2 separate regions of the Homo sapiens genome follow, and region 2 is linked to region 1. The links are chromatin loops, found by intact Hi-C in ENCODE. Cell type or tissue: PC-9. All regions are shown on one strand. Each heading gives the region's core, and the rest is flanking DNA. Links, peaks and the distances in the headings are about the cores only.

Evidence for each region. Hi-C counts contacts between places; a loop is a spot of excess contacts. Peaks named below come from ENCODE experiments on the same cell type or tissue, not always from the same donor. Only the 100,000 strongest peaks of a DNase experiment are listed, where the experiment ranks them.
Region 2: a loop joins it to region 1, with 7 times the contacts of the local background. A loop is called at or near these places in 22 of 110 quality-filtered maps.

Annotation. Positions count from the first base shown.
Region 1 is chr12:11,874,844-11,881,263 of GRCh38, forward strand. All of the region lies in intron 5 of ETV6 (ETS variant transcription factor 6), which reads left to right. Among named protein-coding and RNA genes, the nearest start is that of BCL2L14, 190 kb to the right of the region's middle. RefSeq lists a silencer at 604-653 and an enhancer at 3,394-4,191. In PC-9, for the core only: no CTCF peak of the experiment used is centred there; a DNase peak (open chromatin) is centred at 3,508; H3K4me3 peaks cover 1,867 bases; H3K27ac peaks cover 4,828 bases.
Region 2 is chr12:11,632,023-11,637,711 of GRCh38, forward strand. No RefSeq gene overlaps it. Among named protein-coding and RNA genes, the nearest start is that of ETV6, 15 kb to the right of the region's middle. In PC-9, for the core only: no CTCF peak of the experiment used is centred there; a DNase peak (open chromatin) is centred at 2,139; H3K27ac peaks cover 536 bases.

The sequences.
Region 1 (6,420 bases), core at 868-5,867:
AATGAGAACACATGGACACAGGAAGGGGAACATCACACACCGGGTCCTGTTATGGGGTCGGGGGAGGGGGGAGGGATAGCATTAGGAGATATACCTAATGTAAATGACGAGTTAATGGGTGCAGCACACCAACATGGCACATGTATACATATGTAACAAACCTGCACATTGTGCACATGTACCCTAAAACTTAAAGTATAATTAAAAAAAAAAGATACATGCAAATTTATGTCTGTTAGGTATTTACCATATGGAAAAACTAAAATAATCAAGAAAGGAAATTCAGTAGGTGGTTGACAGTTTAAATACAAATCACAAATGACATCTTTTTAAATATAACAAGTAGCTTATTTTTAAAGGTGTCACTTACTTTGCAAAGGATAAGGAGAACTGTTATTAAGAATTTACCAGGTTGGAATGGCTAGTGTTTATGGGAGAGAGTTTAGCACAAGACGGAGTGAGACAAGATTGCTGGGGTCTTATTTTGAATCCAGCAGCCAACGCTGTATGGAATAGTGAAAAAGTTGCCTCTTTCTGTGCTTGTTTTCTACTTGGTATCTTTAAGAATGGGCTATTTAGGAGCAAGGAGCCTAGCAGAAAGCATCTGTCAATCTTCTAAAACTTTACCTACAAAAGTTTTACTGGCTTGTGTCCCACCAGTGTGTTTCAAAGCCAGAAAGTATATTGGCCACAAGCACCTGTAGGTGGCTGAGGTGTGACTGTAGTCATCCGTGAGTCATGTTTTCAGTATGTATTGAAATTCCTTATTTGGACTTGATTTCAAAGGTAGAAGGGCCTTTTACAGGTGAAGGAACTGAGATTGAGACACATCAAGAGTCTAGCCTCGAGCTTCTGTTCAGTGTTTTTCCCAAAATTATTGTTTCCTTCTGGTCTGGGACTCTAGAGCAAAGATTGAAAACTGTGGCCCAAAGTGTGAGCCAAATCCAGCCACCATGCGTTTTTTTTAAATCAAGTTTTCCTGGAAAACAGCCAAACCCATTTATTTGGTATTGCCTATGTCTGCTTCCATGCTGCAGTGGCAGAGTTGAGTAGTTACAACAGAGATTGCATGGCCAGCAACACCTAAAACATTTATTAGTTGGCCCTTTACAGAAAACGTTTGATGCTCTCTGCCTTGCAACATTGTGTACGTGGTGGTCAGTGTGCTTGGAATCATAGGTGCAATGTAGGATGCAGACTTAGAAAACAGTGCCCTTGCTCCCAAGGAATTATTTGCACTTTAGATGACAAGGCATGTTTGAGACATGTGAAAGGAACAATAACAAGTTATGTAAGAGAGGAGACAGGTTCTGGACTGCAGGCTATATTTTCAGACCAACCAGAATAGTTACGATAATATCATTAACATAAATAAAATACTAAGTATTTAGCTACGTAAAAGAAACGATTTATTTGCACTTTGGATTATACAGTTCTTCATTCATTGATTCAAAAATTATTGCCAGTCTGCTCATGTGCCAGGCATTGTTCTAGATGATAGGGCACTGCATCTCTAAATGCCAAATTTCGTATCCTTGCTGGTGGAAGGCAATGTCCTCTTGCTTTATGCCATGACACAAACTAAGCTCCTGCTTTAACTATAGACAGCTAAATCTTAAACGAACACTTTTCAGTCAGTTTAGTTTTCTCTTAAAGTACTTTAATTCCGTTAAAACCTGAGCCACCAGATTTCCTGTCTGCCTGTCTCTTCCTTGGCCTTAATCCAAAACTCTGCTGAGGAAGAAGATTCGTTGGTACACTGACAATTGTTTTATAATCCATTCATTTCATAACCCCTCATTTGCTACCCAAAAGTGGGGACCTAAATCTGTACAGATTTACGTGTTCAAAGGCCATGGCCTACCCAAATAGAGAATATCTCCTTTCTTGTGTTTCTCTCACAACTTTTGCTGAAGTCTCTCCATCTTTGTGAACATGAACTTCTCGATTTGTGAGGCTATCGCTGGTCAGTTGGGTCATTAATCCTACAGCAGGCAAGACACAGAATTTCCTCTCAGCTCAAGATCTCTTCACTCCCAACCCTCTTAGAACACACTTCGCAGCAATCCTTGGAATCTTTAAAGGTAGCCTTTTGTGACTTTAAAAAATACTTTTACTATCTCTCAAGGTTACATCCTTAACAGAAACAAAAAGATTCTAATCAGCGAGACATCAAGTCTCTTGCATTGCTTATTTGTCACCCAACTAAAACAATGTACTTTCTTGATTTGGTTTTATTGACTGGATGAATTATATATATACAAAGATTCAATTAGGGAAGCCTCTGAAGTAAGATGAAGAAAAAAGTATGAAACTCCAGAGAAAGCAGTTTGAGGCTTATCCTCAGGGGCTTCAAGGACTGGGAGAAGTCACTGTATTCTGGCATCTTGCTTCTGTCTCCACTTCCTCCCACAGTGTTTAATGCTGCTGTGAATTTGTTTCAAAGGAAGCCTATAGACTTTTTTTTTTTTTTTTAATTTTGTACATGAGCCTCAGGAGCAGCCTTGACAGCTAAAAGACCTCGTAAAAGAGAAGTGTGAAGGGATTGCATGAAAGTGCTGGGGGCAAGTCTCAGCCCTCGGCCTTTGTTGGAAGGTGTGGGGTGTGCAGACACATGTGCACCTTCGCACACATGCATCTGTGCATAAATATCTGTGTTTGCAGGAAAGAAAAGATAGGGTTGTGGGATGTCCCCAGAAGCCACAGGGATTCCAGTGTTTTAGTACCAGGTGAAAGAGCCGCTTCCTCCCACACTATCTCAGGGAGATGCCCTTCTGTAGACCTCTGTAGCCCAGTACCCTCAAGAGCTCCTGGAGACAGATGGCCCCGAACAGTCCTAGGGAAGCAGTGTGGGCCTGTGGCAAAAGCTTGGACTGCGAAGTCAGCATGATTGGAATCCGGTTCTTGACTCCCAAGCAGGTGCATAATGTCCCTGAGCCCTTCTTTCCTTATCTGTAATATTGAGAATAGTAATACCCATTTCTGGGCCCTTTTGACTGTTAATGAGACAACATGTGAATGCATGGCACAAGAAAGTTAATTGCTACGTGTCACTGTCCCCCCCTGCCTCACTGCTGAGCTGCCATCCTGCCCATCTGAGAGGGACTGTGTGGGAGCTGTGGGTACAGCCAGCACAACTGCCTGCAGAGCCACGCAGGGCACTGACAGGGAAGGCCTGTGTGGGGTGCCCTTCAAGGCCACCTCCGTTTTCTTATTTCCTTGGAGATTTACTTTTGTGCTCCTGCTTCCCCTCCCTGAAGCTTTGCCTGCTGTCCATATTTGGAGGGGATGAATAAGATGAGCACTGGGGAGGGGAGGAGCCATCACTCCAGCAGGAATATTCCCAGCGGCTGAGTCACTGCATTTGATTTTCAGTGTGAACAACTGAGAAATCAAAGAGCCCTAAAAGAGGAGGAAGTTTCAGGACAATGTTTTTAAAAGATAAAAAAACATCAACAGCATGGTGTCTGAGTGGAAAATAATAGAAGGGGCTTGAGGAGACTGGAAATTCCAGTTTGTGTAAGGGCGCACAGTGCTGTAATACAGAGTCCTACCTCCCTGCAGTCCCTGGATGTGAATTCCCAGGCTGCACCCACACCTGAGCAAAGCGGAGGCTGGGCCTTATTAGGTTCTGACTGCGGGCTGGATCTCAGCTGCAGGCTGTGAGTTTCGGATACCGGTGTTTCCAAGCCTTCTCCACACCTTATGTAATCACAGGTGAAAAGGTCCAGCCTCATTTGCAGCTGTGGTTCTTCTGCCCCAGGAAGCCAGGAAGCGTAGATTTTTGTATTATTTGCCTCCACTTCTCCCTCCCCCAGCGTGCCACCGTGCACATATGTTTTCTGTTTTCCTAAGCCACGGCAAAGCACAAGCAATTGCCCATTGTAAACACACCTCTGCGTATCAACACACACCTGGCTGCACTGGATTGACCAACTTTCTGCTTCTAGGTAATGGCTGATCTAGAATAGAGGAGGAGGAGGGGAAAAAAAAAAAAAACAAGCAGCAGATGGCCCCCTGAATGTTGTAAACCGTGTTTCTCTAAGCAGGGTTTCTCAACACTCTCGATATTTGGGCCAAATAATAATTTGTGGGGTTGCTTACTATATTGTAAGAGATTCAGCAGCATCCCTGGCCTCTACCCACTAGATGCTAGGAGCACCCTGCACCCCAGTGTGACAACCAGAAATGCCTCCAGATATTGCCACATGCCCCCAGTTCAGAACCATATTTGTAAAGCTTAGTAGCAACTTTTTTTTTCATATGCTACTTTGCGTGTTTTGTTGCTGAACTGGAAATAAACGTTAATTTTTAGGTAATAAATTTCAAAAAATGTAACAGGGACACTCAGCCTCTCTTCTGGTAATTATGCCCATGACACTGTCATTTGCAGGCCTTCTTTAAAATTCCACTTGGGCAGTTAAAAGAACATAAAATGACTTTCTTAGAAGCTTTCCTGAAATTTAAATTAACCACAATCATTAAACATTCCCTATGTCAATAATTTGACTTTCCTACTCAAAGTTTTTTAAGGCATCAGTTTTGTCTAGCGTGGTTTTTTTCTTTAGAAACCATGTTGGTTATGTGTGAATTGCCCATCTTTTTACAATCTCTGCTCAATAAGTTTATACAATGAGTCTCTGGTAAGAGACAGACGTGGGAGTGAAAATATTTCTCCTTAACCACAGGAAGGGATTTTTTACAATGCCTTTAGCTGCGGATACCGAGGGTACCTCACCCAGCAGGAAGGAGAGGGAACTATACTTGGGCTAAACACTTTCATAAACTACTTCTCATGGAAAAGAAAATCCAAATAGTGGAAATTTCTTTAAAATATCCATGTGCCTTGAGATAGAAGAAAGCCCTTTCGTTTAAGAAAAATGCACTTAAAATTAATGAATACCTTGTGATCCAAAAACATTTTATACATATACGTTCAGGTGTTTTGAAGTGGAGTGAACTTCTATTTATAGAGTGTGTTGCGCTTTATTATATAGTATTATGCATTTACATTGATGATCAAAGAACATTGTATCTGTGCAGGCATGGGTTCCGAAAAGGCTGAAAAATTCCAGGTGAGCCGTGGCAACAACCTCTAAAGGATCTAGGAACCTAAAGAGGATCTGCCTTTTATTTAATAGAAATCTTAGAAACAAAAATAACTGACATGGCTTGAATGTCAATTGTTTAAAAAAAAAAAAAAAAAAAGGAAAAAAAATCTATTGTGTGGTCAGGCAGTTATTTTTATCATCTAGGCATAATTTTTACCAAAGAAACAAAACAATCAATAATGTTATAAAAGCCACTTATACTCTGAGCTTGAAACAACTGCTTTATGCCACAAAATTCCTATTGCTGTCTCCGTTAGTGACTAATTCAATATGTCCTGAATGTCAACGTATTTTTATTACTCAGCTAAAGTTGGCTTTGCTGGATTAAATGTCATTTAAAATGATCAATTGGCAGCTTGTTTGGGGTTGTTTTCACATTTATGAAAGGAAAAGTTTGCCGGATACAAATGTTCTTGAAGCTGATAGGGAAACGGTGTTCTCTGGTAAGCCCTGCCCTTCCTTTTGCCATCTGATAAGTAGATAACATTCTAGGTCCTAGTTTGATGCCTCCGAAAAACCAACATGGCAGCCCAGTGCAGGTTAAGCCCTTACATTGGAGAAATGGTCTGGTTCACGTTTCACTGTTTTATGAGAAGTAGAATGTACCATTACAGTAAAAGAGAAGCAACAGAAACATGCAGTGAAAACGCCCATGCTTGTGGTTAGAGAACTGTCCGCTTTCTTTTTGCTCTACAGTAGGCTTCTGAGTGGAGTGCCTTCCGCCTAGAGTCAAGAGGGCTGCCATGATGTCACCCACCTTCATATGGGCAAAATGTCTTTATATGAAACTGTAAAAGACAACCAGGTCGTTTCTTAATTGCTGAAATTTATTAAAATGAACACACTAGAAAATCACATTCCCAATCCAGAGGAATCCAATGGCGTCGTCAGCCTATTTGCAATGGAAATGATTGTAAACCTATAGGGAGACATAGGAGGGGCTGCACACAAACTACTTTCGTTCGTCCTGATTTACTGGCTTCTTTTCCCCCTAGAGATACAGTCTCACTCTGTCACTCTATCGCCCAGGCTGAGTGCAGTGGGTTGATCATGGCTCACTGCAGCCCCAAACCCCTGGGCTCAAGCAATTCTCCCACCTCAGCCTCCCAACTAGCTGGGATTACAGGCATGCACCACCACGCCTGGATAATTTTTAAATTTTTTGTAGAGATGAGGTCTCGTTATGTTGCCTGGGCTGGTCTTGAACTCCCGGACTTTCAAGCAAGTCTACTGCCCCTGCCTCCCAAAACAAACATTGGGATTATAATTATAAGCCACCACACCCAACCCTAATTTACAGGCACTGTAT
Region 2 (5,689 bases), core at 1-5,000, 240 kb before region 1:
AAAAAAATTAAAAAAAAAATTTATCTGGGCGTGGTGGCGCATGCTTGTAATCCCAGCTACTCGGGAGGCTGAACAGGTGAATCACTTGAACTTGGGAGGTGGAAGTTGCTGTGGGCCAATATTGCGCCACTGCACTCCAGCCTGGGCAACAAGAGCGAAACTCCGTCTCAAAAAACAAAACAACAACAACAACAAATAAAAAAAAACCAGAAAAATTCTTTCTTAGAGTGAGTGCTAGTCTGTCACTTTATCATGTCCACTTTGGGGTATTAGTTCTGAAATTTGCAGATTTGAACATTTCCACCCTTGTATATTTTCAGAGAACTGAGTATATTTAACCTGGAGAAAAGATGTATGCATGTGTCCTAGAGGGATTGGTGTGAAGGGTACATAAGGAAAAACTACCTAGCTATTAATTTTGCAATGGAAACATTGTGGAGGTTTGCCTTAAAAAGTAGTGAGCTGAGGTGTTCCAGGAGAGAGCAGTGATTATTTACTGAGAGGTCTTTAGGGTGAGATTCTTACTGGATAGAAGATTAGAATAAGAAGCCTCTCAAGTTACATAATTTGAAAAGTCTATACTATACTTGGCATTCACCATGACATTCTACTCTATAGCATATTTGGTTTCTCCAAATTTTCTTCGTATGCTATAGCTTCCAGATCTTTTTACTTTTCTAGTCAATCTGTTATGAAAACATATTAACGTAATAAATATCCTTTAAATTTTATATTCAAAATTAATTTTTTTAAGAGACAGGGTCTCACTCTGTTGCCCGAGCTGAAGTGCAGTGGTGCAATCGTAGCTTACTGCAACCTTGAACTCCTCGCCTCAAGTGATCCTCCCACTTCAGCCCCCCAAGTAGGTGGGACTACAGGTGTGCATCACCAACCCCAGCTAATTTTTTAAATTTTTTGTAGAAATGGGGTCTCGCTACGTTGCCCAGGTTGGTCTCCAACTCCTGGCCTCAAGCAACCCTCCCACCTCCACCTCCCAGAATGCTGAAATTAGAGGTGTGAGCCACCATGCCAGTCCCCAAAATTAAATTTTATAATCAATAAACATGATGCAGGAATGAGGTCATGAGGAAATAACCTCTCTGTGGGGACCCTGATAGTGTTAGTAAAAACTAATATGAAATTAACTGCTGCTAAAGAGCCTTGGAAAACACAGATTTCCACTAAAGTGATGAGAATTCATCCTTAGGACTGGAATGCAATTTACAAATCAATAAGTGAATAAATTATTTTGTAGCTTATTTAAAGAAATATAGGTCAAGAATCCCATATCTGCAATCCCAAAAAAATATTAAAAACAAGTTTTTTTCATAACCAATTGAGTGGCAGAACCTGATGTAAACTACTGGAGGATACTTAATTATTTGTATTTATCCTCTTCACACATTTGGCTGCTGAACTATTTGAGTGTTTGACTTGGAAGTGTACTATATGGCCTTTCTAAATCCAAATATCCGAAATCAGGAGCACATCTGGCCATACAATTTTGGCTTGGGCACTAGGAACCTGTCTCATACGTGAAAGGAGACTGATGGTGGGTGGTATCTGTGTTATCCGCAAGAAAAAGGAAAAGGGATTCCACTTTGAATAGCATGGTGTAGCACTCTGAAGGGCACAATAATACAAATAAAAACAATTAGATACTGAATAAAACCTACTTTTAATTCCATGTTGGGGGCCGGGCGCGGTGGCTCATGCCTGTAATCCCAGCACTTTGGGAGGCCGAGGCAGGCGAATCACGAGGTCAGGAGATCGAGACCATCCTGGCTAACACGGTGAAAGCCCGTCTCTACTAAAAATACAAAAAAAATTAGCCAGGCGTGGTGGCGGGTGTCTGTGGTCCCAGCTACTCGGGAGGCTGAGGCAGGAGAATGGCGTGAACCCGGGAGGCAGAGCTTGCAGTGAGCCGAGATCGCGCCACTGCACTCCAGCCTGGGTGACAGAGCGAGACCTCGTCTCAAAAAAAAAAAAAAAAAAAAATTCCATGTTGGGCTTACAAGCAGTAATGGAAATCTCCCACCTACCCCTCCTTCTGCCCACACTAACCACAGAGTAAATAGAAATAGACCAAATACATTCCAAATCAAGGAAAAAAAGGGGAAAGAAGACTTTAAAAACCAGTCATTCCGAAGATTTCAAGATAACATATTAGTCACAATAGGCTACATTATGCCGTGGTGATAAATTAACTTCAGTACTCACCAACATCACAGAAAATTTATTTCTCACTCTTGCCGCATACCAGTGCAGGCTGGTAGGAGACTCTGCTGCACATAGTCATTGAAGGGCTTGATTGATAGACGCTTTTCCATTCAGCATGTTGTAAGTTGTTGCAACAGGATAAAAGAACACATGGAGACCCCCAAATTCAAACTCAGCCTTGGACCAGAAGTGACACATGTCACTTTCATTCCTATTGCCCAGCATCATTCATGTTGCCTCCTCTAAATGCAGGTGTCATGTAGGGCAGACAAGAAATATTTGCTGATCATTACTGTCTCTTCCATAAAAGGATAAAAGAGAAACAGCAAAAGTGAGAAAAATAGAAATTTTAAAGTGATGCAGTATAAACAAATCCAAATAAATCTATAATCACAACACTCAAAAAGCAAGTAATGTCATAATAGATCTTTAACATCTACTTATATGTTCAGAAGAGACCCACCTAAATGTTAGAAAAAATAAAGCTTGAAGTTTAGAAGACAAGAAAAGGATGTAATAAGCAGATATAACTAAAAGAAAGCCAATGTGGCTGTATTTTTATCAGAAACATATAAAATTCAGACTAAAAAATTATTAGGTATAAAAAGGGACACTCATAACAATTTTTAAATGCTCAGTTCACCAAGAAGATATAAAAATTCTAAACATGCATCTAATAAGATAGTATTAATGGTATCAAATTATGTAAAGTAAAAAATTAGTACAGTGAAAAAAATGAATGAAACTTACAAAGCTTAAAATACTTACTATCTGGCCCTTTACAGAAGAATTTGTTGACCTCTGTACATGACCGTAAGGTACTTTAGCAATGTTCAAAATATTGGCATCAAACAACAACAATCTTTGAAACATAATGCAACAAAATATGGAGCCAATAAAAAATAAATAATCCCACACTCTTGAAAATTTAAAAGGAAACTATATTTTTAAATAATGCATGGGTGAAAGGAGAAATAATGATGGAAATTTAAGAATACTATATACCAAATAACAAAACTATTATATATTAAAACTTGAGAGGTGGCTAAGGATGGCCAATTAGAACACTAATAAGGGCATTAATTGCAACACATTGAAAACAGATCAAATATGTTTCAATTCATGAGTTTAGATATTTGGGGGAAAAGCTAGTTGATCACCTTGGGAAGATGATAGGGAACTATTTAAATAAAGAGAGAAAAATCAAGGATTTATCATGCCTTTCCTACATGAACCATACCACTGAGCAGTCAGTAATGAATCACCTGAAAATATTGGCACAAGGGGACAAGTTGAAACATGCAAGGAAACCCAAGAGGCCAGTCATTTCCAGCTGCCCAAATGGGACTACAGAAAGGCAGCTTTTAGAGAGATCTATGGAAAACTATTGCCTCTGACGGCAGAACATGAAATTTAAGGAGAGTGAGGACAAGCTTGGTTCCAATGGGGACCTCTGCATCCATCACTACATCCAACTGCCAGAAACTTCCGAAAGCTACACCTCTACGTCTGCCTTCCAGATTTCATGCAGGCTCCTCTTTTGGCCAACTCTCATTCAGAATCACAAGAGAAAGGGAATTTTGGAAAATGTCATAGCAATTCAGTGTAGTCCCTCTTTTTCAATTTGGTAACTATATATCCTCTTTTAACCACTTCCAGATAAAGATAATAGCAAAAGTATGTTTCCACTTAAGATGGAACAGGCCTTCATATACCTAAAAAGATATTGATCCAGTCTCCTACAGCAGGGACCCCTAACCCCCATGCCATGGACCAGTACTGGACCATGGCCTGTTAGGGACCGGGCTGCACAGCAGGAGGTGAGCAGTGGGCAAGCTAGCATTATTGCTTGAGCTCTGCCTACTGTCAGATCAGCCATGGCATTAGACTCTCACAGGAACATGAACCCTATTGTGAACTGCATATGCAAGGGCTCTAGGTTGCATGTTCATTATGAAAATCTAATGCCTGATGATCTGTCACTGTCTCCCATCACCTCCAGATGGGACTGTCTAGTTGCAAGAAAACAAGCTCAGGGCTCCCATTGATTCTACATTATGGTGAGTTGTATAATTATTTCATTATATACTACAATGTAATAATGATAGAAATTAAGTGCACAATAAATGTAATGCCCTTGAATCATCCTAAAACTATCACCCCCACCTCCTGGTCTGTAGAAAAATTGTCTTCTGCAAAACTGGTCCCTGGTGCCAAAAAGGTTGGAACCGCTGCCCTAAAGGATACACAAATGAGATCCATCTTTGGATGATGTCGATTTATCTTTTAGCCCACTCTCATTCCCCCTTTGGTACGCTGTAACTTAAATACTAATGGATAAAGTTAATACGTTATGTTAGATAGCAGAATGAGAGAAAAAAGAAAAGACGAACAAAGGTGGTGTGTGTTTAAACATACGTATTTAAATAAATTCATATCAAAGAAAAAATACACTCATAACTACTACCAAACTCATTTCTGCAAATTGGTCACATGGTCATAGCTGGTATTTAGAGTTTCCTTTTCCCACTATCCACTCAGCATTCTCTGCTCTCAACAGGCACCCCAGATTTCCTGGAGGATGACCCAAACCTTCATTCCTGAAGGGTCTGTAACATTTACAGTCCTGCTGTATTGGGTGTTGCAGTTTTCTATCAACTTTTCATCAAAGTAGTATAAAGAGGTGCCCCCAAAGGACCTGTTCAATTCTAATGATACTCCTCTCTGCTTCCATCATGTAGTAGCAACCCAATTTTCCCTTAAGGATCAGAATAAATTATGCTAGCTAGGAGAGTAAGCCGCACCTTCCCCTTGCTTTTTTTTTTTTTTTTTTTTTTGAGACAGAATCTCGCTGTGTTGCACAGGCTGGAGTGCAGTGGCACAATCTTGGCTCACTGCAAGCTCCGCCTCCCGGGTTCACGCCATTCTCCTGCCTCAGCCTCCCGAGTAGCTGGGACTACAGGCGCCCGCCACCATGCCTGGCTAATGTTTTTTTTTTGTTTGTTTTGTTTTTTGTTTTTGCATTTTTAGTAGAGACGGGGTTTCCCCGTGTTAGACAGGATGATCTCGATCTCCTGACTTTGTGATCCGCCCGCCTCGGCCTCCCAAAGTGCTGGGATTACAGGCGTGAGCCACGTGCCCGGCCCGTTTTTTTTTTTTTTTTTTTTTTTTTGCCAGTAGGTTCAGTGGCATAAGGAGCTAAAAATGGCCCCATTAGAGTCTCAGATTCTGGTTTGATAGAACTGCTGTTGTGTTCCCAGTAGAGGCACTCTTCCTTTGGGAACTAAAACCTCTAAAACAGCAGATAACAAAGTTGGGAGGATGGAAAACCCAATTTTTGCTAGCAGGCCATTAAAGTTAGTAATAAGAGGAGCCAATCGCATTTTCTCCCTTTAATTCTCTGACCTGAGGGGGAAAATAAGCACCACACAGTTATTGCGTGCTCAGTGCAACAAATTGCATCCTGGGA